Regions from separate parts of the Homo sapiens genome. Here region 1 is linked to region 2. Evidence: read pairs that join two places in POLR2A ChIA-PET (ENCODE). Cell type or tissue: Caco-2. All regions are shown on one strand. Region 1 has its middle 24 kb from the start of LINC00642. Region 2 overlaps TTC7B (tetratricopeptide repeat domain 7B).

Evidence for each region. ChIA-PET counts read pairs that join two places held together with the same protein. Peaks named below come from ENCODE experiments on the same cell type or tissue, not always from the same donor. Only the 100,000 strongest peaks of a DNase experiment are listed, where the experiment ranks them.
Region 1: POLR2A ChIA-PET joins it to region 2 with 5 read pairs; 2 of 35 experiments call an interaction of 5 or more read pairs at or near these places.

The regions. Positions count from the first base shown.
Region 1 is chr14:90,477,567-90,480,066 of GRCh38, reverse strand. No RefSeq gene overlaps it. Among named protein-coding and RNA genes, the nearest start is that of LINC00642, 24 kb to the right of the region's middle. In Caco-2, no CTCF peak of the experiment used is centred here; no DNase peak of the experiment used is centred here.
Region 2 is chr14:90,555,763-90,558,262 of GRCh38, reverse strand. All of the region lies in intron 19 of TTC7B (tetratricopeptide repeat domain 7B), which reads left to right. Among named protein-coding and RNA genes, the nearest start is that of TTC7B-AS1, 86 kb to the left of the region's middle. In Caco-2, no CTCF peak of the experiment used is centred here; a DNase peak (open chromatin) is centred at 1,052.

The DNA.
Region 1 (2,500 bases), 78 kb after region 2:
AAGGATAACTGCCTGAACAGGTTTTAAATGTAGACAAAAGTGCCCTATTCTGGGGGAGGGGGGAGTCAGAAAGGACATTGGTAAGGAAAAGAAGCAAGCACTGGGATTTAAGGCAGGAAGGGATAAGTTAAGTCTACTGTTTGTGCAAATAAGTTGGGTTTCTGATCAGGACTGCCCTTATCTATAAAGCTGCTAGCCCCTGGGCCTTGAAGGAAAAGGATAAACACCAGCTACGAGTCTCTTGGTTGTAGAACAAGAAGGCCTGGACAACAAGAACCCTTTTTCTGGACTAGTTCCATTGATGCTTTGTCCCTGAAGTTAGGAAGTACCTTGCCAGTAAGAGACTGCCTTTTAACATACATTTGATATTGGACAATGCCCCGGCCATGCAGAACCCCATCAGTTCAATACTGAAGTCAAAGTGTTCTACTTGCCCCCAAGCACAACATCTCTAGTTCAGACTCTAAATCAGGCAGTCATAAGGACCTTCAAGGTTCATCACATGCAGTGCTCTATGGAAATGATTGCCAACAATGCCGAAAAAAAAGCTGGTAGAACATTATGAAAGTCTAGAAAGAGGCTGGGCGCAGTGGCTCACACCTGTAATCTCAGCACTTTGCGAGGCCGAGGTGGGCGGATCACGAGGTCAAGAGATCGAGACCGTCCTGGCCAACAAGGTGAAACCCTGTCTCTACTAAGAATACAAAAATTAGCTGGGCATGGTTGCGCACGCCTGTAGTCCCATCTACTTGGGTGGCTGAGGCAGGAGAATCGACTGAACCCAGGAGGCGGAGGTTGCAGTGAGCCGAAATTGTGCCACTGCACTCTAGCCTGGTACAGAACGAGACTTCGTCTCAAAAAAAAAAAAAAAAAAGAAAAAAGAAAGTCTAGAAAGATTACACCATTGAAGATGCCATTGTTATTATAGAAAAAGCTGTGAAAGCCACGGTGCTTAAAACAATAAATTCCTGCTGGAGAAAACTGTGTTCAGATGTTGTGCATGACTTCATGACTTCATAGAATTTATAACAGGTCCAATCAAGAAAATCATGAATGGGCCAGGTGCGGTGGCTCACACCTGTAATCCCAGCACTTTGGAATGCCGAGGCAGGCAGATCACTTGAGGTCAGGAGTTAGAGACCGGCCTGACCAACATGGCAAAACCCCATCTCTACTCAAAATACAAAGAAAATTAGCTGGGCATGGTGATACACACTTGTAATCCCAGCTATCTAGGAGGAGGCTGAGGCGGGAGAATCACTTGAACCCGGGAGGTGGAGGTTGCAATGAGCCAAGATCACACTAGTGCACTCCAGCCTGGGTGACAGAGCAAGACTCTGTCTGAAAAAGGAAAAAGAAAAAAAAAAAAAGAAAATCATGATTGATATTGTGAATATGGTAAGAAAGGTGGTAGGGGGTGAGAGGGGTTGAAGAGTTTCAAGATATGCATCTTGGAAAAATTCAGGAGCTTGCCTTTCAAGTTGTCTGCTTGATCCTTTTCCAAGTGTACTTTCCTTCCTTTCATTTCCACTCTAAAGCTTTTTAATAAACTTTCACTCCTGCTCTAAAACTTGCCTCAGTCTCTCCTTCTGCCTTATGCCCCTCAGTCAAATTCTTTCCTCTGAGGAGGCAAGAATTGAGGTTGCTGCAGACTCCTATGGATACGGATTCGCCACCCGTAACATATTTTGGTGCCATGTGATTCGGACTGGGATACTTTCCCTAGTGGTAAGAGATTTGTATGCCTTGCCTTCTTTCGCTGGAGGTGCTCAACCCCTGTGTGTAGTTTTCTTCTCCCCTTTCACCCTCCTGCTTACTAACCAACCCCTCGGAACAATTCCACTTGGCCATAAGTGGCTCTGCTCCCCCCAGCTGATTTCTCACCTCACCCTAACAGGTGTCTCGCGGGGGTGGGAAGGACCTTAGGGTCTGCACCTCGTAAAACTGAGGCTCATGAGAGTGATAGGGCTAAAGCCTAAAACAGGGCACTGTATGGGGTTTCCTCTGCTTTTTCAACTAAAATCAGATCTTTCCCAAAAACCTGAAAACAACAACAAAAAGAAGCTAACAGACAGAGGAATGAACAGAAGACGATTTGATGGAGAGGAGTGCTTCTGAACCAGTGCCAGACAATGAGGAAAAAGACATAGAAGAGCCAGTGCCACAAAACAATGGACATTAGGCAATCTGACCGAAGGGTTCTGATTATTCAACACTGTTTTTTACTTCTTTTACAACATGGACCTGTCTATGATATGAAGCCCTGAGACTAAAGCAAACAGTGGAAGAAGACTTGGTACCAAATAGAGACATTTTTAGAGAAATATAAAAGCAAAAATTTCAGACAAAAATTACATTATATTTACATAAAGTTACACCAAGTGTCCCCGCTTCTCCTGCCCCTTCTTCCTCCTCCTCCTCTACCTCTTCTACCTCTGACACTCTTGAAACAACAAGATGAACCCCTTGTCTTCCTCCTCCCTGTCAGCCTACTCAACAT
Region 2 (2,500 bases):
ACCTCCCCAGGTGGACTTCACGGCCAGGGTCTGGCAGCCTTGCTGAGGACCACCTGCCATCCCCCACCCAGGCAGCCATGCCAGGCCAGAGGGGCACCCTGGCACGGAGGCTGGCCTTCCCAAGTGGACCCTGGGCTGGACGGCAGGCGTGGCTGCAGCACAGCTGGGAAATAATACCCCTTCCATACTCATCTATCGAGTGCCGACGGTATACCAAGAATGTGCCGGGGACTGCAGTGACTTTTAGCCAAGGACCACTTATTGAGTGTCTACTGGGTCCTCAGGACCACACAGGTGTCAGGAGATGCAGCGATGAGCGCCTGTCTTCAGGAGCCTGGCAGCTCTTCTCCTCTGCACCATTGGTATTTTTGAGCTTTCCAGAGTTTCCTGTAAATCCAGTCGCCTTCCAGAACTCCCCACTAGCCCATCGTCTGTCACCACTCCACTCCGCTGCCTGCCTTTAGAGAGTCAGGGAGAAAGTTGGGCTGCACTGCTCAGTGAGCCCGTGGTCCCCACACCCCAGGCAGCACCAGAGCAGGGGCGCTTCCCCCTCTCCCCCCGAGCATAGGCAGGGAATGGGGTTCCAGGGCTGCCATCTTGTTTGAGCTCAGTGTTGCTGCTGGAGGTGGAGACTCCAGCCAGGCCTCTGCTCCTGCAGGCTGAGTTGCCAAGGACCCTCCTCCAGGAAGCCCTCCCTGGCTGCGTTGGCTGCTGCCACTCAAGTCCTAGAAGAACAGATACACACTAAGGATATAGTAGGTGCTCCAACAAATATTCCTTGGGTGGAAGATTTCATCAAACCCCAGAATTTTCAGCTGGAGATCAAACCCTAGAATTTGCTGCTTCATTTTCTTGATTAGAACACTGAGGCTGAGAGAGAAGCCTCTGCCTAAGTGGCAGTTGATGGAGGTCACACAGCAGGGGTGGGAGCGTGGCCCTCTGCCCCACGTGACTTCTCCCAGCCCTGCTCTCCTGCAGGGGGAGCATACCTTCAGCCCTCTCGCTGAGATAACTGGGGACAGGCCTTTGCTGCCAGTGTTCAGTGATAAAAGATCAGCCCTGAGTACAGTGAGGCCCTCGCAAAGGGATGAGCCCCGCCCCACCCCACCTGAGGACAGGTAGAAGCAGAGGGCAGATGGGGCTCTGTCAGGGTCTTTGGGAAAGAGTGGGGTCAGAGTTTCTAGGACCCCCTGTCTCAGGCCGTGGGGCTCCCAGGAAGCCTCCCCGTGCAGCACTGCAGTGGCCGCATGGGAATGGCTTTCTGACCATGGAGACCCTCCAACACTTCCAGGTCTGACGCTTCCCTCGCCAGAGCCCTGGGGTCATAGCCCTGCCCATGTCCCCCCCGTTCCCTGGCTTCTGGGGGAGCTCAGCCTCTGCCTGGGCCTGCTATTCTCCCCTGTGGAGGCAGTGGTCCCAGGACCCCAGGGGAAGCCTGTGCCTGCAGCAGGGCCAAGTTCCCTCAGAGTATCCCTGATGCCTGCATCTCCCTGGCCTGGCGCACATGGCCTGGGGCACAGTGCCACCTTCCCCAAAGTGCAGGGGCACTGGCTTCCCCAGAGGGCAGGAGGGGTCTTTAGGGGGTGATTAGCACTAAACTTTCCACCACGAGGATCAGTCGGGCCATGGGGGAGTGCCAGCTTCCAGGCTGCTCTGTGCTGTTGGTTTCTGCCTGACTTCTTGTTGGGGAAGATAGGTAAAAATAAATAAGTCAACCAGGGAAATGTAGAAATAAGTGAACAGGAGTCTCTTGCCCATTACCAGTGGAAAAGTACCAGCAAGAGGGGCTGTGTTAGCACCCACAGAAGACCCTGGCTGGCATGCAGCAGGCCCCCCAGCAGCAGGACCCAAGCTTCCCCCCTCCTATGAGCTGACAGCTACCGCCACGTTCCAGCCAGCCTCTGAGCTAAAACTCACTGCCTCAAAGCACGTGATTTAAACGGCAGATGGGGGAGGGGAGGCTGGAGACTCTGGAATGTTACCAAGGACTGCCCAGGCTTCAGGGTAGGGGGGATGCCTGGCATCCCCACATATTGCTGGGGACCCCAAGGCTTCCTCCTGTCTCCTCTCCGCCCCCACGGGGCCCCCACCCAGCCAGCGCTGCCGCCAGTGGACCTGTCCTTCCTTTCTCGCTGACTGTCCTTTGATGTTACGTGGGACTTGCTGGCCTGACACTTTCAATTAGGTCAGTGCACCACGCGGCGCGCCGGAGGTGCTTGCGCTGGCGCTCCTGTGAGTGTGTTTGCTGAATTTCTGAGTGCTGTGCCTTAGGCTGCAGCCGGCAGGGAGCTCATGTGGACCCCGGGGCACCGGGATTCCCCATCACCCTCCCCTGACGGGTCCCCGGTGACCCTACCAGCAGCAGCACCCAGGTGCATGGACACAAGTGTGACCAAGTTATTCCACTCCCAGGGCTAGGCAGAGGCAGCTCTCAGCTTGCCTTCGTGCTCTTTTCCAAGGAGAAGGCAGATGCCTCCCTTGGTCTCTCCAGAGCTGAAGT